6 separate regions of the Homo sapiens genome follow, and all the other regions are linked to region 1. The links are chromatin contacts, found by Hi-C or POLR2A ChIA-PET in ENCODE. All regions are on one chromosome and are shown on one strand. The core of a region is the stretch at or near the end of the contact, and the rest is flanking DNA. Distances in the headings are between cores, read along the strand shown. Region 1 holds the start of RAF1 (Raf-1 proto-oncogene, serine/threonine kinase). Region 2 holds the start of BRPF1 (bromodomain and PHD finger containing 1). Region 3 holds the start of OGG1 (8-oxoguanine DNA glycosylase). Region 4 holds the start of BRK1 (BRICK1 subunit of SCAR/WAVE actin nucleating complex). Region 5 holds the start of RBSN (rabenosyn, RAB effector). Region 6 holds the start of SEC13 (SEC13 homolog, nuclear pore and COPII component).

The links. Hi-C counts contacts between places; a loop is a spot of excess contacts on that map. ChIA-PET counts read pairs that join two places held with the same protein, here RNA polymerase II (POLR2A). Pooled maps may share reads with other maps.
Region 2: a loop to region 1 is called in a map of naive thymus-derived CD4-positive, alpha-beta T cell, with 12 times the contacts of the local background. The contact joins the promoter of BRPF1 here to the promoter of RAF1 in region 1. A Hi-C loop is called at or near these places in 2 of 168 maps with a recorded cell type or tissue (both naive thymus-derived CD4-positive, alpha-beta T cell) and 8 of 50 pooled maps. POLR2A ChIA-PET finds 5 or more read pairs at or near these places in 1 of 52 experiments (CD8-positive, alpha-beta memory T cell).
Region 3: a map of naive thymus-derived CD4-positive, alpha-beta T cell shows a loop between it and region 1 (12-fold over the local background). The contact joins the promoter of OGG1 here to the promoter of RAF1 in region 1. A Hi-C loop is called at or near these places in 1 of 168 maps with a recorded cell type or tissue (naive thymus-derived CD4-positive, alpha-beta T cell) and 5 of 50 pooled maps.
Region 4: a map of naive thymus-derived CD4-positive, alpha-beta T cell shows a loop between it and region 1 (12-fold over the local background). The contact joins the promoter of BRK1 here to the promoter of RAF1 in region 1. A Hi-C loop is called at or near these places in 1 of 168 maps with a recorded cell type or tissue (naive thymus-derived CD4-positive, alpha-beta T cell) and 4 of 50 pooled maps. POLR2A ChIA-PET finds 5 or more read pairs at or near these places in 1 of 52 experiments (Caco-2).
Region 5: a map of CD8-positive, alpha-beta T cell shows a loop between it and region 1 (10-fold over the local background). The contact joins the promoter of RBSN here to the promoter of RAF1 in region 1. A Hi-C loop is called at or near these places in 4 of 168 maps with a recorded cell type or tissue (B cell, CD4-positive, alpha-beta T cell, CD8-positive, alpha-beta T cell and 1 more) and 11 of 50 pooled maps. POLR2A ChIA-PET finds 5 or more read pairs at or near these places in 1 of 52 experiments (T-cell).
Region 6: a loop to region 1 is called in a map of CD8-positive, alpha-beta T cell, with 22 times the contacts of the local background. The contact joins the promoter of SEC13 here to the promoter of RAF1 in region 1. A Hi-C loop is called at or near these places in 2 of 168 maps with a recorded cell type or tissue (CD8-positive, alpha-beta T cell and naive thymus-derived CD4-positive, alpha-beta T cell) and 7 of 50 pooled maps.

Annotation. Positions count from the first base shown.
Region 1 is chr3:12,661,967-12,666,548 of GRCh38, reverse strand. It overlaps RAF1 (Raf-1 proto-oncogene, serine/threonine kinase), which reads left to right and starts at 2,432. Exons shown (of 17, transcript NM_002880.4): 1 at 2,432-2,736. RefSeq lists enhancers at 2,057-2,126, 2,167-2,516, 2,128-2,739, 2,740-3,350 and a silencer at 2,707-2,926.
Region 2 is chr3:9,729,376-9,733,957 of GRCh38, reverse strand. It overlaps BRPF1 (bromodomain and PHD finger containing 1), which reads right to left and starts at 2,223. Exons shown (of 14, transcript NM_001003694.2): 1 at 1,820-2,223. CPNE9 (copine family member 9) reads right to left here. Exons shown (of 21, transcript NM_153635.3): 21 at 4,050-4,451. The coding sequence ends at 4,266. RefSeq lists enhancers at 1,108-1,667, 2,228-2,787 and silencers at 1,745-1,874, 1,885-1,934, 2,405-2,764.
Region 3 is chr3:9,747,992-9,752,573 of GRCh38, reverse strand. OGG1 (8-oxoguanine DNA glycosylase) reads right to left here and starts at 2,622. Exons shown (of 7, transcript NM_002542.6): 1 at 2,151-2,622; 2 at 1,382-1,629; 3 at 625-804. The coding sequence starts at 2,287. It overlaps BRPF1 (bromodomain and PHD finger containing 1), which reads right to left. Exons shown (of 14, transcript NM_001003694.2): 14 at 4,559-4,582. RefSeq lists enhancers at 2,849-2,968, 2,999-3,048.
Region 4 is chr3:10,113,821-10,118,402 of GRCh38, reverse strand. It overlaps BRK1 (BRICK1 subunit of SCAR/WAVE actin nucleating complex), which reads right to left and starts at 2,728. Exons shown (of 3, transcript NM_018462.5): 1 at 2,584-2,728. The coding sequence starts at 2,701. RefSeq lists enhancers at 2,131-2,180, 2,631-2,920.
Region 5 is chr3:15,097,077-15,101,658 of GRCh38, reverse strand. RBSN (rabenosyn, RAB effector) reads left to right here and starts at 2,511. Exons shown (of 14, transcript NM_022340.4): 1 at 2,511-2,624; 2 at 3,385-3,540. RefSeq lists enhancers at 2,424-2,553, 2,442-3,306 and a silencer at 3,644-3,723.
Region 6 is chr3:10,318,332-10,322,913 of GRCh38, reverse strand. It overlaps SEC13 (SEC13 homolog, nuclear pore and COPII component), which reads left to right and starts at 1,802. Exons shown (of 9, transcript NM_183352.3): 1 at 1,802-1,864. The coding sequence starts at 1,862. RefSeq lists a silencer at 1,567-1,646 and enhancers at 1,494-2,089, 1,837-2,136.

The DNA.
Region 1 (4,582 bases), core at 1,183-3,682:
AGCTTATGCCATCCCCAACTCCAAGTGATCCTCCAGCCTCAGCCTCCTCCCTAGCTGGATTACAGGAGCATGTCACCATGCACACTAATTTTCTTTTCTTTTTTTTTTTTGGTAGAGATGGGGTCTCATGTTGCTCAGGCTGGTCTTCAACATCTGGGCTGAAGTGACCCCCCTTCCTTGGCCTCTCAAAGTGCTGGGATTAGAGGCTTTGGCCACCACATCCAACCTGAATTTTATTATTTATATTTTCTTTTAATCTCCCATTACTAGATGGCAGGGATTTTGATTACTGTTAATTTTCCAATATCCAAAATAATGTGTGGTACCTAATAGGCTCTCAATATCGAAAAGTAATAGTGCACATGGCATTCTGTAGTATTAGGTAGGTATCTTGTGTTCCTGTGTTTGCGTAAATAAGATCATACATTATGTTCTGCTTTTTTAACTTAATGGCTTTTTTTTTCCTTTTTTTGCGACAGAGTCTGGCTCTGTCACCTAGGCTGGAGTGCAGTGGCGCTATCTCGGCTCACTGCAACCTCTGCCTACTGGGTTCAAGTGATTCTCCTGCCTCAGCCTCCTGAGTAGCTGGGATTACAGACGCGCACCACCACACCTGGCCAATTTTTTTTTTTTTTTTTTTAGGCGGAGTCTCACTCTGTTGTCCAGGCTGGAGTGCAGTGGCGCGATCTCAGCTCACTGCAAGCTCCGCCTCCCGGGTTCATGCCATTCTCCTGCCTCAGCCTCCTGAGTAGCTGGGACTACAGGGGCCCGCCACCACACCCGGCTAATCTTTTGTATTTTTAGTAGAGACGGGGTTTTACTGTGTTAGCCAGGATGGTCTCGATCTCCTGACTTCGTGATCTGCCCGCCTCGGCCTCCCAAAGTGCTGGGATTACATGTGTGAGCCACCGCACCCGGCCTATTTGTTTTGTATTTTTTAGCAGAGACAGGTTTCACCATGTTGGCCAGGCTGGTCTCAAACTCATGACCTCAAGTGATCTGCCCGCCTCGGCCTCCCAAAGTGCTGGGATTACAGGCGTGAGCCACCACGCCCAGCCATGTCTTTTTTTTTTTTTTTTTTGAGACAAGAGTTTCGCTCTTGTTGCCCAGGCTGGAGTGCAATGACGCGATTTCGGCTCACCGCAATCTCCGCCTCCTGGGTACAAGCAATTCTCCTGCCTTAGCCTCCCGAGTAGATGGGATGACAGGCATGCACCACCATGCCCAGCTAATTTGGTATTTTTATTTTTTTATATTTATTTATTTTTTCGAGACGGAGTCTCGCTCTGTCGCCCAGGCTGGAGTGTAATGGTGCGATCTGGGCTCACTGCAACCTCTGCCTCCCGGGTTCAAGCGATTCTCCTGTCTCAGCCTCCTGAGTAGCTGGGATTACAGGCGCCCGCCACCACGCCCGGCTAATTTTTGTATTTTTAGTAGAGACGGGGTTTCTCCATGTTGGTCAGGCTGGTCTCGAACTCCCGACCTCAGGTGATCCGCCTGCCTCGGCCTTCCAAAGTGCTGGGATTACAGGAGTAATCCCAAAAAAAGCGCCGGGCCCTTTTTTTGTTGTTTTTTAAATTCAGTAACTATCTAGTTCATTCTTGGATGGATGACAACCCAGATTGGATGTGTAGCAGCGTTCTCTTAACCAGTTTCCTATTAATCTTCATTTCATCCCCAGTGTTTCTCCAGAATGCAAATAATATGGCATTAAATATCTTCACACATAGCTTTTTGTGTATGTGTATACTTATTTCTCTAGAATTAGTGTCTAGAAGTGAAACTGCCGGGAGGAAGGATATATACTTTTAACATGTCCAAGTTCCACTGTGATAGCGCTGCGAGGGCACACAACAGGTTTCAATATACCTTGGACCAAACCGGATATTATCAGTTTTTTTAACTTGTTGCTAATGTGATGGGGGAAAAATGAACTCGGAATTTACACACAAGGAAAAGACCGTTTAAGGTTCAGGGACTGTCCACATAGCTGTCAAGTGGCGGAGCCGTGATTTGGTATTAAAGTGCCCGGAGAGGACGCGTCAAAGTTGGACACTGTGCCCTGTGTCCTGAGGCACGTCTGGTGATCGCTGGGCCTTGCAATGCTGGGCAGGCAGGCCTTCCTCTCCCCTTCTAGGCCTCTGGCCACTCCTGGCTGGCCGAAAGCCGGTTCTTCTCGATTACCGAGTGCCTCTCCTGAAAGCAAGTCAGCGTCGCCTAACCTCTTCAGCTTCGAAATGGCGGCCACCAGATCGCTAGGCCACGCCCCGGGGGCGGGGCCTGAGTTCAGGCCAGAGCGATGGATGCCCGAGCCAAGTTAGAAGTCGACTGCCAGTAGGGCTCGCGCAGAATCGGAGAGCCGGTGGCGTCGCAGGTCGGGAGGACGAGCACCGAGTCGAGGGCTCGCTCGTCTGGGCCGCCCGAGAGTCTTAATCGCGGGCGCTTGGGCCGCCATCTTAGATGGCGGGAGTAAGAGGAAAACGATTGTGAGGCGGGAACGGCTTTCTGCTGCCTTTTTTGGGCCCCGAAAAGGGTCAGCTGGCCGGGCTTTGGGGCGCGTGCCCTGAGGCGCGGAGCGCGTTTGCTACGATGCGGGGGCTGCTCGGGGCTCCGTCCCCTGGGCTGGGGACGCGCCGAATGTGACCGCCTCCCGCTCCCTCACCCGCCGCGGGGAGGAGGAGCGGGCGAGAAGCTGCCGCCGAACGACAGGACGTTGGGGCGGCCTGGCTCCCTCAGGTAGGTGGCAGGACCGGGTCGTGGATGCCGGGGGAGCCGGGCGGCGGGGCTGAGGGATCGGCTTCCAGGGCGACCGGGCCTGGGTGGCGCTGATGGAGCGGCCCCGCGGCTGCCGGGCAGAGGGCTTGGGCCAGGCCGTTGTCACCCTGGGGTAGCGTTGGGCGGGGGCCCCGGAGTCCGGTGTCATGGCCGGCGAGCCGAGTTCCCACATCCCACTCAAATTTCCTTGTGTTTGGCGGAAACGTGCCAACGCCACCCTTATGCCATGCGCATTCCTCATATTTGGCAGTGGGAAAATCCGCCCAGAGCTGCCCCATATCTGTTGTCACTTGGATGGGCCAATTCCTTTTCTCTTGGGCCGCCGAATGTGGGACCCGGGCTTGCACCCTTTCTCAGGGTACTTCAGTCAAGTGACACCCTTTTAGAGACGACGTGAGGAATCGGGTAAGAGAGGAGGAAACTGGCCAGTGCCCTACCACAAAGGCACAGGGGCCTCTTCTTGGGTATCAGGACTAGCCTTGGGTATCAGGACTCTGGGTTATTAATGAAAGGTTTGGGATACTTATAGAGGATTGGCCTCAGGACGCTTTGGAATGAAGAGCCAGGGCTGTCTTTTGTGTGACGCGAGAGCCGCCGGGACGCTTCAGCTCTGCAGCTGCTGAGGCTCTGCGAGCGAGTCGATGCCCAAGAGAGAGGGGTTTGGACGTCGTGAGAGGCGAGGCGGCCGTGTTCATTCATTGTTCTCGTTCTAGGGCTCTGGGTGTGCCCCTGGTATTCATTCTGTGGTGGGAAGAAGGAATGGAACTTAGTGTATCCTTGAGATGTGAACGGGTTCTAGGGGGTCACTTAATCTAAGTGGAAAATGAATTCAAGGCACGTTCATTGAGCGTTTCTGCTTGCCTGGTCCTCTGTGGGCTGAGTGGAGAGACTCTGCCCTCCCTGCGCTCCTAAGGCGTGAAAACAATGCAGTGTGATAAGAATTGGCTTATCAAGTGTTATGGGGATTTAGAACAGTTAGTTTTGCTTGGGGAGGAGTTGAGGAAGCTTCTACACTCGAGGAGACTTCTGAGTCGAGTTTTGAAACACCTGTGAGTAAGTGCTCATCGGGTGAGGAGGAGCTCAGGGAACAGCTGGTACAAAGGCTTAGAGCCATGTGGGAGTTGGGATGAGTTTGGGGAGCAGCAAATTGCCTGGGGTGCAGGAAGGAAATGGTGAGAGATGAGAGTAAAATAAAAGTTGCTAGAATTGTGAGGGGGCTGTCTTTGTTGTAGATAGTGAACTAGTTGAATTTGGATTATTGTACATGGGTTGCCGAGTCTTCATTCTTGCTGATAATTTTCTCCCTTTGTTGATGTTGAAGCTGATAGTGATTGAACATATTTAGTTTAACTTAGTTAATGACTTTTAAATTTTTTTTTATTTTTTCAGAACAATGCAAACTTTTTTTTTTTTTTTTTTTTTTTTTTTTTTTTTTAAAGGAACAGGATCTCACTCTGTCGCCCAGGCTAGAGTGCAGTGGCATGATCATAGCTCGGTTGCAGCCTCTAACTCCTGGGCTTAAGCAGTTCTCCTGCCTTTGCCTCCTGAGTAGCTGGGACTACAGACAGGTGCCACCACACATGGCTAATTAAAAAAAAAATAGTAGAGATGGAGTCTGGCAGTGTTGCCTAGGCTGGTCTCAAACTCCTGGGCTCAGGCGATCCTCCTGCTTCCACCTCTCCCTCCCAACGTGCTTGCTGGGATTACAGGGGTGAGCCACTGGCCAGGCAGAACTTTTTTTTTTTTTAAATAATAGAGAGGGGGTCACACTATGTTGGCCAGGCTGGTCTTGAACTCTTGGGCTCAA
Region 2 (4,582 bases), core at 974-3,473, 2.9 Mb after region 1:
TCATCACCTCTTGCCTGGTTATCCTGCCCTATGTCTCAACTTCTTTAGCCCAATCTCACATCATGTAGGAGAATGATCTTTCTACCAGGTAGTAATGATCATGACACTCTCTTCATTAAAAGCCTCCTGATGCTCCCAGTTCCTTCAAGATAATATTCCAAATTCTCTATGATGCCATTCAAAGAGCTCCTTTCACTGACTGGCCCTAGTCCTCCTTTCTTTTTACAAGTTACAGCTGTTTTTGTCTACACAGGGGATCTTGCCATTCCCTGAATGTTATAACCTCTCATTCCTGCAAAATGATCCCTATTTGGAATGCCCTCCATACTTTCTGATTGGTGGGCTCCTACTCATTCTTCAAAAAACCAGCTCAAATGTCACTTCTGACACAACTTCTCTGACTCTCCCATGGGGAGCTGTTTCCACAGCATTCCATTCTCACCTCTACCACAGCACTTGACATACTGAAAGTTGTCTCCCCCCTGGACTGGGAGCTGTGTAGCAAGGGTACCAGAGCCTATCCACCTCTGTATCCCCAGTACCTAGCATGCACTGGACATTCAGTTTTTGGCGAACGAATGAATGACCTGTTGAACGAATAGCTGAATGAGGGGATCACCAGACTGAGAGCTCAGATGGGATGAAGGCCATGTAGAAAGCTGAATGGGTGGGTGGCTAATGCTTTAGCGTTGGACTCCTGCAGAAATCACTGGATCACAGAAAGAATTCATTTACTTTTGAGGTCTTTATGGGGAGCCTGGCCCTGGTACTGGGTAGGAGATGTACTGTGAAACAAAGTGAAAACTGAGGTCATTTAGTCAGTGACAGCAGCTTGTATTACATTTGAGCTGTTCACCCACTCACACATCAACTGAGTGACTACCAAGTGCCAGGCCCTAAGGGTACAAACACGAACGCGACAATCTAGGCATGCTCAGCTCCATGCTGGTCCGCAGGGGCCCTCCCTCCCCGCTCCCCAACATTCCTGGGTGAGTGTAGACAGCAGATGGCACCAGGCCTCAGGAAGCCCAGCTTGGTCAGAGACTGCCCCAATTTCTCTCGGCCTAGTTGAGTTCAACCATTCAGCTAGGGGCTTGGCACCATCCCAGCCAGGCAGGGCTATCATGAGCTCCCTGACAAAATAACCCCTCTTGGCCTCTCCACCTGTGCCTTAACCAGGCAAGTGGGCTGCTCCAGCTCCACTGTCAACGGCTCCTGATTTTCACATCAGTAACGCTACACGTCCAACTGCAACTCTTCTATTTCCTACCTGCGGCTGTGTCTTTAAACATAAACCAACCGAAGCACAAACAAGCTCTCCTCTTTCCAAGCTGGGTCCCGGGTGAATGGTTCCCAAAGTAGCACAGCGAATCAGCAATCTCCCCTTGGAACCCGGCAGCAGAGGCACAGGCGAGGGAGACGAGAACTTAGACCAGAAAGCCCGTGGGGAGGGCCCAAGGAGAATGGCGGCTGCATCTGCCCCTGAAGCTCAGGGGGCTGGAGGAAGTAAGGGGCGGGGGCCGGAGGGATAGGGCTGGGCCCCGGCAGTGCCCGCAGCCCACTCTCCGGATGCGGCGGCGTTTCCCCTTTGTGGAAGTGTAACAAGTGAAACAAGGCTCCCCGCCTGCCACTAGCCCGGGCAGCCCCGAAAGATACACTGTTGCCCCAGGATGCCTGCTGGGAAGCAATGCACTGTCAGTTCTCCCAACTGGAGTTGCCAGAGAGGTTCCCGGGCCACGCGGCTCAGTGCGCGTCCCACGAACGTAGCCTACCCCTTCCCTGCCGGCCACTCCCGCCCTGGTCCCAGGCCCGCACTCACCGGCCACCTCGAGTCCGGGCTCATCGCCGGGGGCGCCCGCCGGGGCTCCGACCCCACTTGGGGAGGTCGGCGGGGAAAGTCGGGCCGGGAAGGGGGAGCCCCAACTCCGGAGACCGTAGACCTCGCCACCCCGGCCCCCTGCCGCCCCACGCTTTGGTCCCGGCTCCCCGGGATTCCTGAGCTGACCCCTGCCGCTCCTGGTCCCGCCGGCGCCCTGGGGTCTCAACTCCGTCGGCCGCCGCCCGTTTCGCGAGCCCCCAAGATGCCCGGTCTCGGGACCGGGCGCTGCTGGAACAATGGAGGCTCCCAGAGGCAGCGCGAGGACAGCGGCGGCGGAGACCGTGGCGGCAAAGGCTGTGGCAGCGGCGGCGGCAGCAGCGGCGGCGACGGCGTCTGCGCAGGGTAAACGTGGCGCCGCGGCGCTACTGAGCTGCACTTTCGCCACGGATCCCCGCCCGCCCGCTGAGGCTCGAAAGACCGTGCTCCGGGATTCAGAAAGGACCCTGGACACCCCACAGGGCTTCTCTAGCTCTCCCATCTTAGAGTGGAGTTTCTGGAGACTGAAGTCACCGTACTCGGGATCTGGGGTCGTCGGGCGGTTTGTGGCGAATCTGCAACCACGGACGGTGAGCGCGGGGCTGGGCGTGAGGAGCCCGCCCTTCTCCCCTCCCCCTCTGCCTCCTCCCTATCCGCTCCCTGCCTCCTGCTGGCGCCGCGGCTGCGGGAGGGACCTGGCCTTGGTCTCGGAGGAAGGCGGTGAGGCGGGGCCAGAGTCACGGGGCGGGGCTGGGGGCAGGGCCGGGAGCAAGAGGGATGCGGGCTGGAGCCTAAGGGACCGGTAGTTATGGGTAGGACCGGGGCGGGGCTGGAGACTAGACCGGTCTGTGGGGCGGGGCTTGTGGGAGGGGGCGGGGCTACCGCACAGCGGGGGCCTGTTAGAATAGCGGGGTAAAAAGTGGGGCTAAACAGAAGAAGAGTACTCGCGAGAGAAAGGGCGGAGCTTTGGATGAGCCTGGAAAGTGGAGCTGGACTAGAAATAAAGAACAAAGTTGGAAAAAGCGATGCGACGCTGAAGGGAGCAGGCGGGGCTTGGTAAGGCAGGGGCGGAGCTGTGGGGAAAGGGCAGGACCGATTAGGGATAACGGGGCGTGACTGAAGGAAAGGGAAGAAACTTGGGAAAAGTAAAGGAGAGGTGCTAGAGAAAAGGTATGGGTCTGAGAGAAGGGGCTGGTTTGGGGCCGGTGGGTGTGAAAGGGCTTGTCTGGTAAAGCGGTGGGAAATCTGTGGGTTGGCAGGGATGTGCTGCGGGTTGCTGATTGGAACATGGTGCCAAAACAGCTGATTTAATGTGAGTGGGTCACCTCCTAGCAATGTGAACGTGGGCAAGTTCAGTTCTTTAAGTTCCTTATTTGTAAAACAGAGCTCGAAAACTCTGTTGTTAGTTCTTGAGGGTTTCAGAGAACTTGCATGGCAGGGGGAGACATCCTTAAACAATACTTCTCCAGTTTTGTCATCAAAGAGGAGCGTGAAAGGTCTTCCAGGGTTCTGGGACAAAGCCCAAAGCATCTGAAAGCTTCTATCTTCTTAATGCAAACTTTGCATTTGACCCAATAAAATGTATGTTTTCTAAAAACCATCCCAATAAAATCGACATGCCAGGAAGAGGTTTGCTGATTAAGATCTTGGGATCTGAAGTCAAACTGATGAATTATCTTAAATGACTCATCTTCTCAGAGCCTCAGTTTCCTTATGGGTAAAGTGGGAATAATATATAGTACCTGTTCTCAGAGTTGTTGTGAGAATTAAATGAGATGATGCTTGTAAATCACCTAGCACACGGTTTGACATGTAGTGAATGTTCAAAGAAAATATTAGCTGTTATTATCCTTATTAAAATAATTCAGAATAGATGGATCAAAGCAGAGTTATACTAAGTTATCTCCTTTAGTGGTCAGGAATTCGTTTGAGAATCTGCTGAGAACTATGGGTCGTGTGTAGGATTCGGATTTTATGGAAAAAAGAAAAAAAACAACTATGGGCCTCTCTCCTGAGGAAAAACATACAAAGTTTCACTTATTAAGGTCTTTGAAGAATGTATGAAGAAGTGATTGGATGAACGTGTTAGGATGGGGATGAATCTAACTGAAGCCATCCTGGTTCCCTCCCTCTTGATGTGGCCCCAGTCGTTGGGTCCCATAGTCTTCCTTCGCCAACATGCATGAGACAGAGGTGGAATAAAGATCAGCTTTATTATTGGCATGAAGGCAGAGAGGTGGTGATAGTGCCAGGCCCTCTGCAGGCAAGGAGGCGGAGGGCTTGTCAGCCAGCACTGATCCTCCAAGTTGGCCCTCCCAGTGAAGTCCAGGGTTCCAGGTGCCTCTGGCTTAAAGCAGAAGCAGTGGGTGAGCAGGCTTGCAGACTGTGAGGCATTGGATATGTGGAATCCTCAGGGCTGCTCTGGAGCTGGGATCGGGCTGGGGTTGGCAGGGGGTGGGGGCCGAGGCTGGATGTCTCTGGTGCGCATATAGGACAGCAGCTGCTCCGGGATCTCGGCCAGCACATCCTTGGCCAGTCGGGCCATGCTCAACACCTGGTTCCCCGACCGGTCAACATAGTCTCGGAATGGGACGAACTGGGTCAGGCACAGACAAGAAGAGATAAGCCATGACCAGGAGAGAGGGCATGGGGGTGCAGCAGGGAGGCTTCTTTTTTGATCCCCAGCATCTCTTTCCAACTATCACAGTATCTCCCTCTCCACATCTT
Region 3 (4,582 bases), core at 1,373-3,872, 2.9 Mb after region 1:
CTACAATGATACCAGCTTGAATTTTTTTTTTTTTTTTTTTTTTTGAGACAGAGTCTCGCTCTGTTGCCCAGGCTGGAGACGGGGTTTCACTGTGTTAGCCAGGTGTGAGCCACTGCGCCTGGCTGATACCAGCTTGAATTTTACATATACTTCCTGTGTGCCAAACACTGTGCTAGGTGCAGTATGTATATTCCTTTCTTCAACCCTCATGACAACTCCAATAATAGCATAGGTAGGTGCTATTATTATTCTACTTCACAGATGAAGAAACTTTAGTACAGAGATGCTAAATAATGTGCCCAAGTGAGAGTTGGGGTTCAGAACCAGGCATGGGTCTGTCCCCAGAATGCATGCTCTTAACCCCAAACTACTGTACATTGTATACAGATATTTTTCTGATTAGGCATTGAACCCATTGGGCAAAAAGCACAGACCAGTGAGGTGCTGACATTTTAGGGATGCATAGGGAGGATGAGTAACTGGAGTTGATCAGACCAGGCAGGGCGGTTCTGGATAGGGGAAGTGTTTGGGAAGGCAGGAAGCCTTGAGAAGGTAACCAGGGGAGAAATGAACAGATCTTGAAAGCTGATGGAAGGCCTGGGGGCAGGGGACCCACCTACTCACCAGCCAGGGCCTGCAGGCTGGGGAAGCCATGGTAGGTGACATCATCAAGCTGGATGAGCCGAGGTCCAAAAGCCTGGCACAGCCGCTCCACCATGCCAGTGATGCGGGCGATGTTGTTGTTGGAGGAACAGATAAAAGAGAAAAGGCATTCGATGGGGTCTTGTCGCAGCAGTCGCACACCTGGAGACCAGAAATGCAGGGGGTAGGAGAGGTACCTGCTGTTGGGTGTGGCCTCTTCCCACCCACAGGTCAGATCCTAGGTACCAAAACTCCAGGAGGATCCCAGGAGAATGAGAGTCAGCACCGTTAGAGAAAGCAACACCAGACCTCTCATTCCTCATAGCATCTTGTGAGGGCTGAGTTACCATCCCATTCCACAGATAAAGAGGCCACAATGTAAGCTCCATGAGGACTGGCATTTGGGTCTGTTTTGTTCACTGGTGTATCCCCGGTCACACAGCAGATGCTTTGTATATATTTACAGAATGAATGAAATCACTTGCCCTAGGTCACACAACCAGGAATGGGCTCAAAATCCTTGTCACTTCACTATGGTGATTAGCAGGATAATAATAATGGTAATAATACTTACTATGTGCCTGGCATTATTCTAAGCACTTTACATGTATTAGTTCCTTAAATCCTCATAAAAGCCTATGAAGTAGATATAATCCCCATTTTACAGGTGGCAAAACTGAGTCATAGAGAAGTGACTTATGTCCAAGAACCCTAACCCCAGCCCAGGTCCTGTACTCACCTTGGAATTTCTGAGCCACCTCTTGGAAGTGGGAGTCCACGGAACCCCAGTGGTGATACAGTTGAGCCAGGGTAACATCTAGCTGGAAGTACTTGCGCACGGCCTCCAGCTCGTCTGGTGTGGGCCTGCTAGCCTGGCTCTTGTCTCCTCGGTACACAGTGCAGTGGAGCTGCTCCTCAGTCTGAGTCAGTGTCCATACTTGATCCGCTAGTACACCACTCCAGTGTGCAGGACTTTGCTCCCTCCACCTGAGCCCAAGGCACATGACAACCCTGGCACTCAATTTCCTTTCTTGCACCCTTTGGGGTCCCTCCTATCCTACAATAGCTCCATGTACGAAACTAATACAAGTAACAGTGCTATCTTCCAGTCTGAGCAACATGGCGAAACCTCACCTCTACAAAAAATACAAAAATTTAACCGGGCATGGCGCACACCTGTAGTCCCAGCTACTCGGGAGGCTGCGCCCGGGGGGTCGAGGCTGGAATGGGCCTCTCTGCATTCCTACCTGGGCAACAGAGCGAGACCCTGTCTCAAAAAAAGAAAAACAAGTGCTATTATCTTCTGCATCGGTTATACCGCTGGATCCTTACAATTATCACTGTACAGACATATTAAAGGTAACAGGTTGGCTACCCGTGCTTGTTTCCTCTTTTGTACCCCGGGTTTCTTCCATCATCCCCCAAATTCCTTTGTACCCCATGCCAGGCAGTGTTGAGGCGGCAGGAGCCAGTCCGAGGGGACAGGCTTCTCAGGCTCAGTCACTCACCGGAAAGATTGTCCAGAAGGCAGAACCAGGTCCAGGCGCAGCTCAGAGCGAGGGCACGGGATGGAGGCCCACAGGGCAGGAGTGGAGGCTAGAGTACGATGCCCCATGCGCCTGGGCAGAAGCGCGCGGGCAGGCATTTCCACAGCAGGCACCGCCCCGTAGTAGCCCCGCCTACCCAGAACCAGGCCTCGTCGACGCCCAAAGACCCCGCCCAGACAAGGACCACGACCCTTAAGGCCTCGCCCACACGGTGCTGTTTAACAACCTTCCCTGTTTCACTTAATTCCTCCACCTCCTGCATGCCTCGCCCTTTGCGGGTCATCAAAGCCCCGCTTCGTGCCCCAATTCTCCGGCTTTCCTGAGGTGTAGGTCCCGCCCCCTCCTTGCGACTTATCTTCTCCCGCCCCCAGAGCCTGTGGGCGCGCACAGCTGTGTTCTTCTGGGTTCTCCAGGGGCAGACCACAGCACCACCGGAAGTAGGGCTCAACCACCGCTCATTTCACCTAGAGGTAGCCAATCCGAGGAGGAGGTAGGAGGCGCCAATGAGAAATCAGGGTGGGCGGGCCGTTCTGAGGCGCTCGCGCGGTTGGCCGGCACTGGGCTCTCTGCCAGCTGCTCGCCTTTCCCCCTCCGGGATTGTCTGCACTCGGGGCGCTAACGAGTTCCATCTGGGCGCCCCGCGGTTCCTCAGGGCTGTCCGTCTTCAGAGCCACGTCCTTCCCCAGCCCGTTCTCCGAGAGCCGTTCTCCCCCGAGCCTTTGCAGTCTTAGGCGTTCGCCCTCCTTGGGCCGCCTCCCACGAACCCTGTCTTCACCAAGAACCGGAGCGAACACAGCTCCGGCCCCAGAGCCCTCGGGAAGTGTCTCCAGAGTATTATTCTCTTCTGCGCCCGCCCGCTAAGCTTGTCCCATTCAAGGCCTTTAGGCGTCCTCTGAGACCTCAGGACATCAGAGGCCTCTCCTCGGATTGTCGTCCCGCCGGCCGCCACAGCTGCTGCCTGCCGTCTTGGGCATTTCTTCCATACTCCATCTGCTCATGCTTTCCTCGGAATGGGACGTTTGCCGGGGGTTTGTCTGGGGCTGGGCCCAGAAGCCCATCAGGTTGAGTCCAAGTCCCAGTGTGTGGCCCTGAGGCAGCCTGCCTTCTAGTCGCCTGGAGTAGGAGGATGGATTATTTAATTTCTTCCCTTCTGGAGGATGGCATGAAAAAGCAGGGAGCTAGGAGACATGACCTTTATCTGGGCCATTCTCACCTTTTAGCATAGGGATTTGGGGTTGCTGTATCTTAACTATCAGGCTGCAAGTTTTTTTTCTTTGAGACGGAGTCTCACTCTGTCGCCTAGGCTGGAGTGTGATGGCGCGATCTCGGCTCACTGCAAGCTCCGCCTCCCGGGTTCAAGCGATTCTCCTGCCTCAGCCTCCCGAGTAGCTGGGACTACAGGTGCGCGCCACCACGCCCAGCTAATTTTTGTATTTTTAGTAGAGATGGGGTTTCACCATGTTGGCTAGCATGGTCTCGATCTCTTGACCTCGTGATCCAGCCGCCTCGGCCTCTTAAAGTGTTGGGATTACAGGCGTGAGCCACCGCACCCCGCCCAGACTGCAAATTCTTGAAGAGCAACATCTGCAGCGGATTGACCCTTGTGTCCCAGCCAGAGACCTAGCGGAGTGTACCGTCAGCATGGAATCAACATCAGACCAGTGCCATCATTGTCTCAGTGCCAGTCCTCAGTGGCTGCAAGGCCTGGGCCGCCCCTTCTTCCTGTGACTGTTCCTATCTGTAGGCATGCCATCCCACAGGCGCCTAGCACTTGGAAGGCATTCCTTCAATAAATGTCGGTGGAGTCTGGAAAGAAGGTGCTGAGGTTGGGGGTGAGCAAAGAGCAACCGTCTCCATCCCAGCTCTGTCTCCGGTTAAGCAGTGGGGAAGGTCTCAGCTGTATTGATGCTGAAACACTTGGGCCATGCCACTGGCAAAGGACTTGAGGCCTCTAAGGGCCAAGTAGGAATCGATAGTTGACTCTTCCCCTGGCAGTTCAGCATACTGGTTGAAGAGCCAGGTTTGCAAACAGACCTGGGTTCCAATTCTAGCTCTGCACCTTCCTAGTTGTAGGAACTTAGGCAAGATAATTTTTTGAAACTTCAGCATCTTTGTGGAGATAACCAGTCTATTATTAAACTACCCTATAGTTATTGCAAGGATTACGCAAAGCTGAATGTCTAAAGGTGCTCAACACAGGGCCTGCCACTCACTCCATGCATGGGCAACAGGGGCTCTCTTTGCTGTGTCTTATGAAATGTAGCATGCACAGCAGTCAGCAACCACTTGGGCCCAATTATGTATCATCCCTGGGGCACAGAACCTCCCTTTGTATCCCCTTTGCCCTGGCAGGGGGCAAGAACAAAGAATTCTAAATTGACAGTTTATTTTCT
Region 4 (4,582 bases), core at 1,479-3,978, 2.5 Mb after region 1:
TCCCATACATAGTCATCCTGACTCATTCAATACCAAGACAACATACTCAAGTCTATCCTTATAATTTAATTTATCCAGTTTCGCAGCCGGTGGGGTCTTTTTCTAAACTCTTGCATTGTGATAGTGTCAATCTTTTTTTTTTTTTTTTTTGGAGACAGAGTCTCGTCTTTTGCCCAAGCTGCAGTGCAGTGGCACGATCCCTGCTCACTGCAACCTCTGCCTCCCCGGTTCAAGCAATTCTCCTGCCTCAGCCTCCTGAGTAGCTGGGATTACAGGTGTGCAACACCATGCCCAGCTAATTTTGTATTTTTAGTAGAGACAGGGTTTCACCATGTTAGCCAGGCTGATCTCAAACTCGACCTCAGGTGATCTGCTCGCCTCAGCCTCCCCAAGTGCTGGGATTACAGGCATGAGCCACCATGCCAATCTTTAAGAACTTGCCTCAGGTACACCTAACTGCTAAGTCAAATTCCTTTGACTGTTAATCCTGCATTATAATTCTCTTCTTACTTAGTTGTATTTAATTGTTATTTTCTCTAAATTCACTTTCTAAAATCTTTAAAAACCACCTAGTAATTACTCCAAACATTTGGCCATTATCATCACTTTAAGGGAGGATAATGATCTAAGCTAAGGGAAGTCATTTCTTTTGGCTCCAAAAGACTGGACTTCTGTATGTCTAATTCCTTAGTTTAGAATTTTTGGGGGCAGGGCACAGTGGCTCAGGCCTGTAATCCCAGCACTTTGGGAGGCCGAAGCGGGTGGATCACTTGAGCTCAGGAGTTTGAGACCAGCCTGGGCAAGATGGCCAAAACCTGCCTCTATTTTTAAAAGCACAAAAATCAGCCAGGTGTGGTGGTGCACACCTGTAATCCTAGCTACTCAGGAGGCGGGGGCATGAGAATCATTTGAATCCAGGAGGAAGAGGTTGCAGTGAGCTGAGATCACGCCACTGCACTCCAGCCTGGGCTAGAGTGAGACCCTGTCTCAAAAAAAAAAAAAAAAAAAAGAATTTGTTGAAAAGCCCAAATAAAGTCTTTACTCTCTATCTGATCATAAAATGTGACTCTTACAAATTAGACATAAAAATATCCAAGCTGATATCTCCTTGCCTATAAAGCAAGAAAAGGGACATTTCTCCTTTGCAAATCCTAAGCTTAGGCTTTTCAATTTTCAGTCAGTCGCCTAGGCTGGAGTGCAGTGGCATGAACATGGCTCACTGCCTTCAGGGCTCAAGTGATCCTCCTGTCTCAGCCTCCCGAGTAGCTGGGACAACAGGTGTGCATGACCATGCCCAACTAATTTTTTTGTTGTCGTTGTTTTGTAGAGATAGGATCTGGTCATGTTGCTCAGGCTGGTCTTGAACTCCTGGGCTCAAGCAATCCTCCCACCTTGGCCTCCCAAAGTGCTGGGATTACAGACATAAGCCATTGAACTCAGCCACGATTATAGTCCTAAACACCCTGTATGAAAATACTTTAATACAAAAATGATGCTCTTCTTTGTCCTGAAGTTGTCATTATTTCATCTTCAAGATTAGAACTTCTTTGAATGTAGGAAGTGGTTCTTATTCTGTGTCTCCCACTATGCCTTAAGAGAGGGCCTCATATGGAGCTCTAGCATCTCTCGCTGATGCTTTCTGACAATCTCTTGCTCTGTCACCTTTGTACTCCTAAGGCCATCAGTCCTTTAGTTAGAGAATCATTCATTTAAAAATCTTTCCAAAGTACACTAGTCCCTATATCCTGTAATTACACAAGAAAGTCTAACCAGTGCCAAGTTCTGTTAAACACTTGGAGAAGAAGGGGTAGGAATCTCGATTGCTTTGCTTGCTGTTCATAAGGAAGAATTTAAGGCTGTCACAAGCAGGCCATGCCTAGGAAAGATTCTGGTAAAGATATCTTTCTGCTGAAGGCACCCGACCTGTGTTAGCTCTGAGGAATGGGCTAGAAGCAGACAGAACACCTACCATAAGCTATATATACTAGCAATACAGAGAGGACTTCCAAGGTCCTACAAGATCCTGGCATCCCTCTGACCTCATCTCCCACCACTCTCACCGCAGCAGACACAGGAAACAGGAAGGAATGGACAAGACGGGAGTGGTTGACAACGGGTCCAACTAAAAGGCACGACGCTAGAGGGTATCGACCAGATCCTGAAGATGGGGAACGGTCAACAGTCTTGAAACAGAGGAGTGACACGGTCCCGGATGCTCACTTTGAGTGCAAAGTGGGGACCGGAATGGATGCAGAGTACAAAGGAGGCAGGGAGACCACTTAGGAGAAGAACCACGGAGCGAGGATGGGGCTGCCTGACGCGTCTAGGAGAAGGACTTGTAGAATGGATCCAGAGGGATGGCAGGAAGCCATGAGCTCAGCGTAGGGCAGGATAACCCTACAGAGACTGTCTACGGGAGCCTGAGGGTCAGGGCGGGAGGGAGAAGGTGGGACCTGAAGGAGGAAGTGAAAACCCGCAACAGCCGAAGGCTGCGGGAGTCCTCTCAAAGCATCTCCCCGGCGCCCCAGCCCAACCACCTCAGCGGCCTCCCTCCTCCCCGCCTCCCCTTGCTGGCCCGCTGACCGAACGAGTTGAGAAAGTCTGCGATTTTCTTGATGCTGCTGGTGATTATCTCAATGTACTCCCGGTTAGCCCAGTCCTGGTGAATCTCCCGCTGCACCGGATCCTCCTGTCCCGCCATGGCCGCCGCCTGAGGAAGAGCGACTGCGCAGGCGCCCCGACCCTACAGGCCTCTAGTGCGCCTGCGCTGCCAGGCCACACCCATCCTCTTGAGCACCCACGAATTCTCGGGCACTATGATAGGCCTGTGCAACGTCACGTCCTCGCCGGCGTTTGCTCTCTACTCCCACGCTATAGAACACAGAAGCCTGGACGCCGGCGGCGAGGTTGTAGTGCACGCGCGTTATGGTCGTTACACGGCGCGTGGGGTCTTGCCGTCTCCCTCAACTGCTCCAGGCTCAGGTTGCGCACTCAGTGTCCGCAGTGAGATGGGCACAGTCGATTAAATCACATTAAATACAAGTCTTTTTTTTTTTTAGACGGAGTCTAAAAAATAATATGGTCATAAATAGCTGGGCACACTGCAAACTGGAACAGTCCCTTTCAGAAGGAAATTTGTGTTTTTGTGTTGTTTTTTGAGACAAGGTTTTTTCTTGTTTTTTGTTTTTTTGAGACGGAGTCTTGCTCTGTCGCCCAGGCTGGAGTGCAGTGGTGTGATCTCGGCTCACTGCAACCTCCGCCTCCCAGGTTCAAGCTATTCTCCTGCCTCAACCTCCCGAGTAGCTGGAATTACAGGCGCACACCACCACGCCCGGCTAATTTTTTTGTATTTTTAGTTGAGATGGTGTTTCACCATGTTGGCCAGACTGGTCTCGAACTCCTGACTTCAGGCAATCCGCCCGCCTCGGCCTCCCAAAGTGCTGGGATTACAGGTGTGAGCCACCTCGCCCAGCCTGAGACAAGGTCTTACTGTCGCCCAGGCTGGAATGCAATGGCATGATCATGGCTCACTGCAGCCTCGAACTCCTGGGCTTGAACTCCTGGGCTCAAGCTATCCTCCAGCCTCAGCCTCTGGTGTAGTTGGGACTACAGGCTCACGTCACCACGCCTGGCTAATTTGTGTATTTTTTGTAGACACGGGGTTTCACCATGTTGGCCAGGCTGGTCTCGAACTGACAGGTGATCTACCCACCTCGGCCTCCCAAAGTGCTGGGATTATACGCATGAGCCACCATGCCCGGCCTATTATGCAGTCATTTAAATGCTAATTATGAACACAAGCAACATGAAAACACATACAATAAATTGAGGGGAAAAACAAAATACCCTCCCTCCCTCCCTTCCTTCCTTCCTTTTCTTACTTTTTTTTTTTAAGACAGAGTTTCTCTGTTAATGCCCAGACTGGAGTGCAATGGCACGATCTTGGCTCACTGTGACCTCTGCCTCCCGGGTTCAAGTGATTCTCCTGCCTCAGCCTCCCAAGTAGCTGGGATTACAGGTGCCCGCTACCACACCTGGCTATTTTTTGTATTTTTTAGTAGAGACGGGGTTTCAGCATGTTGGTCAGGCTGGTCTCCAACTCCTGACCTCAAGTGATCTGCCCACCTCGGCCTCCCAAAGTGCTGGGATTACAGACATGAGCCACCCTGCCTGGCCCACATTTTTCTTTAATTGCAACTATGGAAAAATGTATGTTTGAGGACAAGAAGGATCTACAAAAAAAGTCACTATCTGCTTTGCTAAGGTAGTGGAATATGAACAACTTTATTCTCATTTCAGGGAATACTTACAATCTGGCATGCAGTAAATGCTCTTTTTTTTGAGACAGTCTTGTTCTGTTGCTCTGGCTGGAGTGCAGTGGCTCGATCTCGGCTCACTGCAACCTCTGCCTCCCGGGTTCAAGCAATTCTGCCTCAGCTTCTCAGGTAGCTGGGACTACAGGCGCACACCACCACACACAGCTAATTTTTTTTTTTTTTTACCAGAGATGGGGTTTCACCATGTTGGTCAGGCTGGTCTCAAACTCCTGACCTCAGATGATCTACCTGCCTCAGCCTCCCAA
Region 5 (4,582 bases), core at 1,262-3,761, 2.4 Mb before region 1:
CACCTAACCTCTCTGTGCCTCAGCTTCCCTTCTATAGAATGGGAATATTATTACATTTTGTATAGTTTGTACATCATTGGGTTGTGTGAGAATGAAATGAGTTAAGATATGGAAAGCACATAGAACAGTGTCTGGCATGTGCAAATCCCTCAGTAAATATTAGTCATTTTTATTATTATCAAACTGGAAATAGTCATAGAGTTGCCTAAAGGATTAAAGAAAGTACTTTTGATGAAGTGTGAAGCATATAGGAAGGTCTTTGTCATTATCATTAACAGTATCGGCCAGGCGCGGTGGCTCACGCCTGTAATCCGAGCACTTTGGGAGGCCGAGGCGGATGGATCACGAGGTCAGGAGATTGAGACCATCCTGGCTAACACAGTGAAACCCTGTCCCTACTAAAAATACAAAAAATTAGCCGGGCGTGGTGGCGGGTGCCTGTAGTCCCAGCTACTCGGGAGGCTGAGGCAGGAGAATGGCATAAACCTGGGAGGCGGAGCTTGCAGTGAGCTGAGATCACGCCACTGCACTCCAGCCTGGGGGACAGAGTGAGACTCTGCCTCAAAAAAAAAAAAAAAAAAAAAAGAAAAAAGAAAAAAAAGAAACAATATCAAGAGCAGTGCCCAATCCACTGTGATTTCCAGAATTAACTTACAAGTTGAGGCCACATAGCTATTGCTTTTTTGAGCAAATGAAATGATGAATATGATATTTTTTTCTTTTCTTTTCTTTCTTTTTTTTTTTTTTTTTTGAGGTGGAGTTTCACTTTGTTGCCCAGGCTGGAGTGCAGTGGGACAATCTTGGCTCCCTGCAAACTCTGCCTCCTGGGTTCAAGCAATTCTTCTGCCTCAACCTCCTGAGTAGCTGGGATTACAGGCGAGCGACACCACACTCGACTAATGTTTTATATGTTTGGTAGAGACAGAGTTTCACCATGTTGGCCAGGCTGGTCTTGAACTCCTGACCTCAAGTTATCTGCCCACCTCGGCCTCCCAAAGTGCTGGGATTACAGGCGTGAGCCACCGCGCCCGACCAAATATGTTTTTTGTAAATGATAAAATGACAAGCAAAAATCATGATGGTTTAATAAACGTTCATTGCCCTACCCAAAACATAGTCCTGCCTGTAAGTGTGGCTCGTTTTGGGACCTCGGTGGCTTCAGACTTTCAAAAGGGTGGTTTTACTCCCAAAGTCCTGGCTTTTGGGACCTAAGGCAGAAGCTAGTGATGGAGACGGGGAGCTTGGCATGTTGCTTTGCTTCTGACAGGTTAGGAAGCCTCTTCCTTGTCTCCATCAGTAAACAAAGGGAAGTCATTATTCGCTCCTGCAGATGTTGTAACGTTAAAAAAAAATTGGCCATCAGATTGAGAGAAAAGGCTAAGTCACTGGAGCCAATTTCTTTTGTACAGATGAGAGAACTCAGGCGAAGAAAGGGGAAAGGACCTGCTCAAAGCCACAAAGTAACGTACAGCCAGGGCTAGAACCCAGATCTCTAGACCCCTAGTTCACTGCCCTTTCACTGGTGATTGCTTTCCAAAAACTCAATGCTCTCCAAGTCCGGAGCCCCATGTCCTTAAATGGAAGGTGATGGAGGCTCAGTGCTCCTGTCCAGAGACCAGGTGGGGAAGACTTTTTGGAGGCAGGGAAAGTGAGATGGGCAAAGCCAATATGCAGGACACCCTCCTACCTACCTACCTACCGTGCAATTACCTCAATCTTCACAACACTGTGAAGCGGAGACTATCATTATCATCCCCATTTTACTTCTGTAAAAGGGGGCCAGTAACACTGCAGGGATGTAAACGGAGGCCCAGGATCGTCCCATCGTCCCATCGTTCTCTGCAGCTCTTGCTCCTAGAGGCTGGCTATTGCTAAGGTCCAGAACGTGTGCAGGGCACAAAGCAAATAGGTCTCCGGGACTGGGATGAGGTTTTGCCTCTCTATACCCCGTGGTACCCAGCACAGCGTAGGCACGGGGTAGGTCCTGGCTGATCAATCGTCCTGCCTTTTGAAAATGCCATCTTTTCCACAGGCTTGGCCATGCTGTACACCCCGGGATACACCTTCTCATACCAAGTCTCCACTCTCATGTGGTTCTATTCTTGGACTTTCCATCGCCTCCACGTCCCCTGAATATTTTTTCTGTCTCTAGCTCTCAGGAACTTTGATTCCTTGGCTGCCTTATTCTTTGTGCACTTTGGTCAAGAGCCAAAGATCTACTGGTCTCAGCTTTCCCACCTGTACAAGGCGGTGCAGAGCCATTGGCTGGCTTTGACGCGCTATTAGTTCGAATTCGGGACGTAAGAACCGCACAAAATTACCGAGCCCCACTTTCTCTCCGCTCCCCACCATCCCCTCCCTCGTTCGGAAAGCGCCTGCGCAGAAGCCGCCGGCCCGCCCTCCACTATTCGAATCCGTATCCGCCCTTTTCGCGCCCTCGAAGACTCGGCGCTCGACAGGCGTCTACCAGCTTGTCTTCCGGTTTCGTCGCCGCCGCAGGCGCACCTGCCGAGTTCCGAGCGACCGATGGAGATGGCGGCTGCGGCTGAGTGACGGACGGTGGAGGCCCAGAGCCCGGGCCTGAAGGGGGGGACAAACCTGGGTGCCCGCAGGAGCCCGGCAGGGTACATACAGAGGGTCAGGCCCAGTCTGGGGGGCGGGGACACGACTCCTCCAGAACGGAGACGGGCGGGCCGTGTGTGGTTGTGGTGGGTGTGACGTGAGAGGTGGGAGATGGGGCTTTCAGGCCGTGCGTTTCGCTTGTGTGTGCCTTTGATGATTGGGCTCTGTGTGGTTGTGCGGTTACGCGGGGCGTATACACTTGGGTTTGGTTGTGCAGCTGTGGGTGGAGTGGGTGGGTGCTTGTCTCCCGAGCGGTTGTGTTTGATTCTCTGGTTGTGTAAAGCTGAAGCGTTTGTATTCTGAGTTCGTGTGGAGATGTTCGGAGTGTTTTGTGTGGTGTCTGTGCGATGTGTGACGTTGTCATGTCTGCTTCACGGGATTGAGTCGTTCGTGTTGTGTGTGGTCATGCGATGTGTGTATAATCATGTTAGTTATGTGGGTTGTGGTTGCGATCGTGAGGCCGGGTTGAGTGCGGCTGTGGGATGTGTCGTCGATGCGGCATGTGGCGGGGTGACATTCATGCTGGATGTACGGCTGCAGAACATGTAGCTATATTTATTTTTTTTATTTTTATTTTTTTTACTTTTTACGTGATTTAGAGTGCGAGGGGCTTGCTTATGTGTTCAGTTATGGTTGTGGGGTCCAATTCGGTGGTTGTGTTAGATTTCTTTATGGTGTATGCTTAGTTATATGATTTTGGAGTTCATTCATTTCTTCGTTCATTCATGGAGCTTTATTGTGCTGCTTCATTGTGTGTGCCAGGTACTGTGCTAAACCCTGGGGAGACGGCGAAGTGGAAAACATATAGAGTCTGTGCCCTCCCAGATTTTACAGTCTTACTTGGTCACTTCACGTATGTACCTGCGGTTATAAATTGAGATGAGTGCTGTGAAGGAGAAGTCCATTCTGATGCTCTGAGTAAGAGGCATTTCTTTTGAGGAAGTGAGGTTTGGGTTTGGGCTGAGGCGTGAAGGGTGGTTGTGTGGCATGGATGTGGTGGGCTTTGTGTTATTTGTGGTCGTTAGGGGTGAGTGCATGGGAAGAAAGGGAGCTGTCAGAGTCAGCATCAGATGAACCACTGGCTGGGGAGGGAACAGGCCAGACCTAGGGCTGCTATATTCCAGTGGAAAAGTTATGAAGTCACTGGGTTTCTTAACTAGAGGGAAAAAATAGGGACCTGGTGTCTCATTTGTTTATTTTCTGAGTTGCTGCCACCCTTCAGCTTTGAGGACCAGGCAGTCCCTCCTCGGTGGTCTTCTACAGTCCATCCAAAGCTGAGGGTCACACATCTCCCCTCACTATATACTGTGGCTTGTATCCCCAGGTTCTTGGGGAGAAATTTCTCTGCTTTTGTGGAATGGTTTTGTCTCAATTTCTCTTGTGACTGGGTGTCTTGATGAGGTGACATTGGAAGTGACTTTGCCATGAGCCAGTAAGAAAGAGAATGTAACTTATTAAGCCCTGAAGTGTTTAGGCCCCAAATCAATTTATTTATTTATTTATTTATTTATTTACTTTTTTGAGATGGAGTTTCGCTCTTGTTGCCCAGGCTGGAGTGCAATGGCATGATCTCGGCTCACTGCAACTTCCGCCTCCTGGGTTCAAGCAGTTCTCCTGCCTCAGTACCCCCACTAGCTGGGATTACAGGCGCCTACCACCACACCCGGCAAATTTTTGTATTTTTAGTAGAGATAGGGTTTCACCATATTGGCCAGGCTGGTCTCGAACTCCTGACCTCAGGTGATCCGCCTGCCTTGGCCTCCCAAAGTGCTGGGATTACAGGCTTGAGCCACCATGCCTGGCCAGCCTTTTATTTTTGAAGCAGTGAGAACATCAGGTTTGCTACTTAACTGTCACTTAATGGCTTATAAGATCTGTCAGGGTGCAGTGGCTCACATCTGTAATCTCAGCAGTTTGGGGGGGCTCAGGCAGGAGGATTGCCTGAGGCCAGGAGTTAGAG
Region 6 (4,582 bases), core at 553-3,052, 2.3 Mb after region 1:
GATCTGGCAGGACGCAGCGGCTCACACCTGTAATCCCAGCACTTTGAGAGGCCGAGGAGAGTAGATCACCAGAGGTCAGGAGTTTGAGACCAGCCTGGCCAACATGGTGAAACCCCATCTCTACTAAAACTACAAAAATTAGCCAGGCATGGTGGCACATGCCTGTAATCCCAGCTACTCAGGAGGCTGAGGCAGGAGAATTGCTTGAACCCGGGAGGTAGAGGTTGCAGTGAGCCAAGATCATACCACTGGACTCCAGCCTGGGCAACAGAGCTAGAGTCCATCTCCAAAAAAAAAAAAACAAAAAAAACAACAGGAGATCCAAGAGATCCCCTGAAACCTGCCTTTGTTCCCTGCTCTAACCTAACCACCACCCCCTCACACCCCTGCAACAATTTCTCCACTAGAGGGCAATAAAAAATCTTGAAAGCTGCAGTGGGGTAGAAGAGTTGCCCAGAGGCCTGGCCCTTAATTCTAACACCCTACTCCCCTGGCCTCCCCTCCAAAGCTCCTTGACAGTTTGGGTCTATCACATTCTCTGAGCCTTAACATCTTCCTTCAAGCAGTGACCATCTCCAGCTAGGGTCCTTACTCCCAGTTTCAGCAGAGGAAACTGAAGGACTGTGACTTGCCCAAGGGGAGCCAAGGCCTCCCCCAGCTCATCTGCCTCCTTAATGTCACAAGGGGCCCAGGGCTAGACCATATGTGGCTGAGGCGGGGAGCCCAGGCTCTGTCCTCCAGTGTGGCATTCTCACTGCGCTTGTGGGGAGCCTTCAGCTGCCCTACCTTGTGAAGCCAGAGACCTGGGGTTGGGGACCCTGAGGATTAGGTCTGGGGCTCTAGCTGCAGGAGCCTGGCTGAGATCCTTCATTGCCTAGGGGGGTCTCCTTGATGGGACTTACTCAGGACCCCAGGGGATCGGTTTGGAAGGGGCAGTCCTATATAGGGGTTAGGGATGGCAGGGCCAGAGGTCCCAGCCTCTGGCGAGGGGCATTCCCTGGCCTCCTCTGCCCTGGTCCCAGTCCTTGGGTACTGAGAGGGAGACTACAACAAGGAAGCACTAGGACAGTCTACTTACTCCTAAGATGTCACTCATCCTACAACATTCATCATAAGACCAGTCGCACCCAGAGCCGTAGTGAGGCGGGTGAAGCTGCAGATAGATAGATGATAGATAGATAGATAGATAGATAGATAGATAGATAGATAGATAGATAGATTTTTTTCTTTTTTACAAGAGTGTCTCTCTGTTGCCCAGGCTGGAGTGCAATGGTGCAGTCACGGCTCACTGTAACCTCCACCTCCCGGGTTCCAGCGATTCTCCTGCCTCAGCCTGTAGCTGGGACTACAGGCGCGCGCCACTATGCCCGGCTAATTTTTGTATTTTTGGTAGAGACGGGGTTTCACCATGTTGGCCAGGCTGGTCTCGAACTCCTGACCTCAGGTGATCCACCCCCCAGCTCAGCCTCCCAAAGTTCTGGGATTACAGGCATGAGCCACCGCGCCCGGCCGATAGTTATATTAATCCTTTCTTTCATTTATGGATCTCAGGAAAAGGGCAGACTTGGTCGGGAGAGTAGACCCACCAGAGCTTCAGATTCCAAAGCCCTCCGGGTCAGGGTAACTGCGGCAACCAGAGCCCCAGCCCTCTGGTCTCGCACGTCACTGGAGGATAGGGGCTGGGCCACGGGAGGGCGGGGCGCGCCCTCTGGAAGGCGCGGAACTGCTGTGCGAGCCGAGCGCGTTGCTGCCCGGAGGCTCCTACGCCACGGCCCGTCGGGCCCGGCGCCGGAAGTGAGCTGTTCCGAGGCGCCGCCGGGAGCTGCCACGTCCGAGACCTGGAGCAGCCACCGCCGCAATCATGGTGAGTGTTGGTACTGAGGAGGCCTAGCAGGGTGAAGGCCACGGTCGCGGCCTTCACGGGTTCCTCGGCCGTCCTGAGTCCCAAATCCCAAGCTGGAGCCGTTCAGCTCCCCTCCACCGCTTAGAGATTTGGGGGGCTCTGGCCCCGTCCTTGCGGACCATTCCGAGGGGAGTCCAGAGGTGAGGCCGAGGAACCTCCCTGACTTTGCGGGGCGCGCCGCTCCTGCGTCTCCTGCCAGTCTCCCTTCCTTCTTTTCGGTCAACAATTGAAAACAAAACGAGGAACAGCAGAGGAGCTACTGTATACCGAGCCCTCAGCATTGTTCGTAATCTCCGCCTGCTAACAGCCTTGTGAAGAAGGTGCTATTCTTCTCAACACTTTACAGATGAGGACACTTGAGGTTCGGAGACGTGGAGCCTCTTGCACAGCTGCTTAAGTGGTAGTAGAGCCGAGATTTGAACCCTCCTAACCATTCCTTTCTGCCGCCTACTGCAGCTCCCAGCAGAGATGATTGAACTGTTGCTCGGGGTAGGGCCCCCAGGTAGGATGGGCACCTCGGGAAACGTAAAGATGGCCTGAACGACCCTCCGAAGGCAGGGGCTCAGGGTTTTTTAAGTCTCTGTGGCATCTGCAGTGTACATTCACTCCACACTTACTCCTTGAGTGAATGAATGACTGAAGGAGAACTAAAGAATGGAAGTATCTGGGCTGAGCCTGGAATATCTAGTACATGCATTCTTTTAGAAACATGGGTGTGTCTCAGCAGCAGGTTTGAGGGAACCTGCAGGAACCTAGAAATCAGAACACTGTGTTCTTGTTCTGCAGAGGGTTAGGTGTAAATCACTCACCTCTGGCTCTTCCACTGCAGGTTAGAGTTGAGGCTTTTATGCTCTGACATTCAGCTCATCCTAAATGAATTTTTAACTCATTATCTGATCTCAAAGAGGTGAATTATTTTGAGTGCAGGTGTTAACAGGGACCAGATAATACCAGGTCCCTGGGAAGAAGTACTCTAAGAAGTTCTCTCTCTCTCTCTCTCTCTCCCCACCCTCCCTCTCTCCCCACTCCCTCTCCCTCCCCCCTTCCTCTCCCTCTCCCTTTCTCTCTCTCCCCCTCCCTCTCTTCTCTCTCTCTCTCCCCGCTCCCTCTTCCTCCCCCCTTCCTCTCCCTCTCCCTTTCTCTCCCGCCCTTCCTCCTTCCTTCCGTCCTTTTCTCTCCCCCTCCCTCTTTCCTCCCCCCCCCCCCCCCCCGCCTTCTCTCTCTCTCTCTCTCTCTCTCTCTCTCTCTCATTCAGAAGTGTGGTTCATCAACCCTGACTGGTGGGTGAGAGTGGTTAGAATTAAATGCTGATTATTTCTAAGGTCCTTTGGTAACCTGGTTGAAACTACCTCTCAGTAAACTTTCTTCGTGAACCTACTTAACCGCAGCTTTACAGAACTCAGTGTAACAACTGCTTTACATTCTAGACAGGCAGCCTGGTGGAGTGAAGTTTTGTGGACTCAGCATTAGAAGGTTAGGGGATGGGGCTCTTTTCCCAGGTCTGCCTTGAACTAGCTCTGTGACTTTGGCAAGTGCTTTCTCTTCTCTGGGCTTCTTCATTTCCTTAGTCTGTCGCAGGTCTCTGATTGACTGTGCCCTTGGTACCCTGCCCTCCCCGCCTTCCTGTGCACTTTGTAACCTATACAGCTCGGCACATGGAGGAAACTCCTTATTGTCCTTACTTGCCTTTGCAGACTTCGGGGACCTGGTTTTTAGAGAGTCTAGAATCTGATGAGAGAACCTGTGCTTACTTGGTGTGTACCTCTTGAACTGCTTTGCAGCCATCCTCTTCCACTGTCTGCCTTTCTGAAATCACAAGTCAAACTTTATACCTACAGGGCTTGTGCTGGAAAAGATGAAATGGGGAAAATGGTAAGAAATGTCTGTTCCACACTGAAACTTCTTTTAAGTCCTCTTTTCTATCCCAAGAATTTAAGAGAAGAGTGGTTGAGCAAAGAAAAAAAATAACAGCTTTTGTTCATTTACTTATTCATTCAGCAAATAGTCGCTGAGTTCCTTCTATTTGCAAAGCACTGTGCTGGATGATTTGAGGGGATTTGAAACTGCAGATGGCTCAGACCATGGCTCCAAGGAGCTCACCTTCTAGTGGGGAGAAGAAACAGCATAAAGTGTTGTATGTGTTCCTTGCTGAAGATATGCAAGAGAGTCCAGCCATTTGAGGGTCTGAGAATCTTCAAGAAAGGTGATGGATGGCCCTTTTTGAGCTGGACCTCAAAGAATAGATAGGAGGGAGATGACCATGACACCATGTTCCAGCCCTACAAACTGTTCAACTCTGGATCCCACTACGTGACGGACCAGGGAGCAGCCTCAGGAAACACTCGAATCAAGTCTCCCAGTCTGAAGTAATAACCCCGTTATGCATAAACTGCCTGGAACATCAGAGGCTCTGTCATCCAGGAAAGGAACACCAGCTGTAGCTCCCTTGGGGTCTCTCCTCAACCTTAAGGGTAGCCAGGACTGCTTGCCGTTTCCCCACACACATCAGGCTCTCTCAGACCTCTTTGTCTCTACTCGTGTATTCCCTCTGCTTGGCTGCTTGGACTGGTATTTTCCCCTGTGCCACCTGCAAATTCCTACCCATCATCTAGGGCTCAATTCGTGTCTACCACCCCAGCCCCTCAGGCTCCTACAGGACACACAAACCACCATTAAATA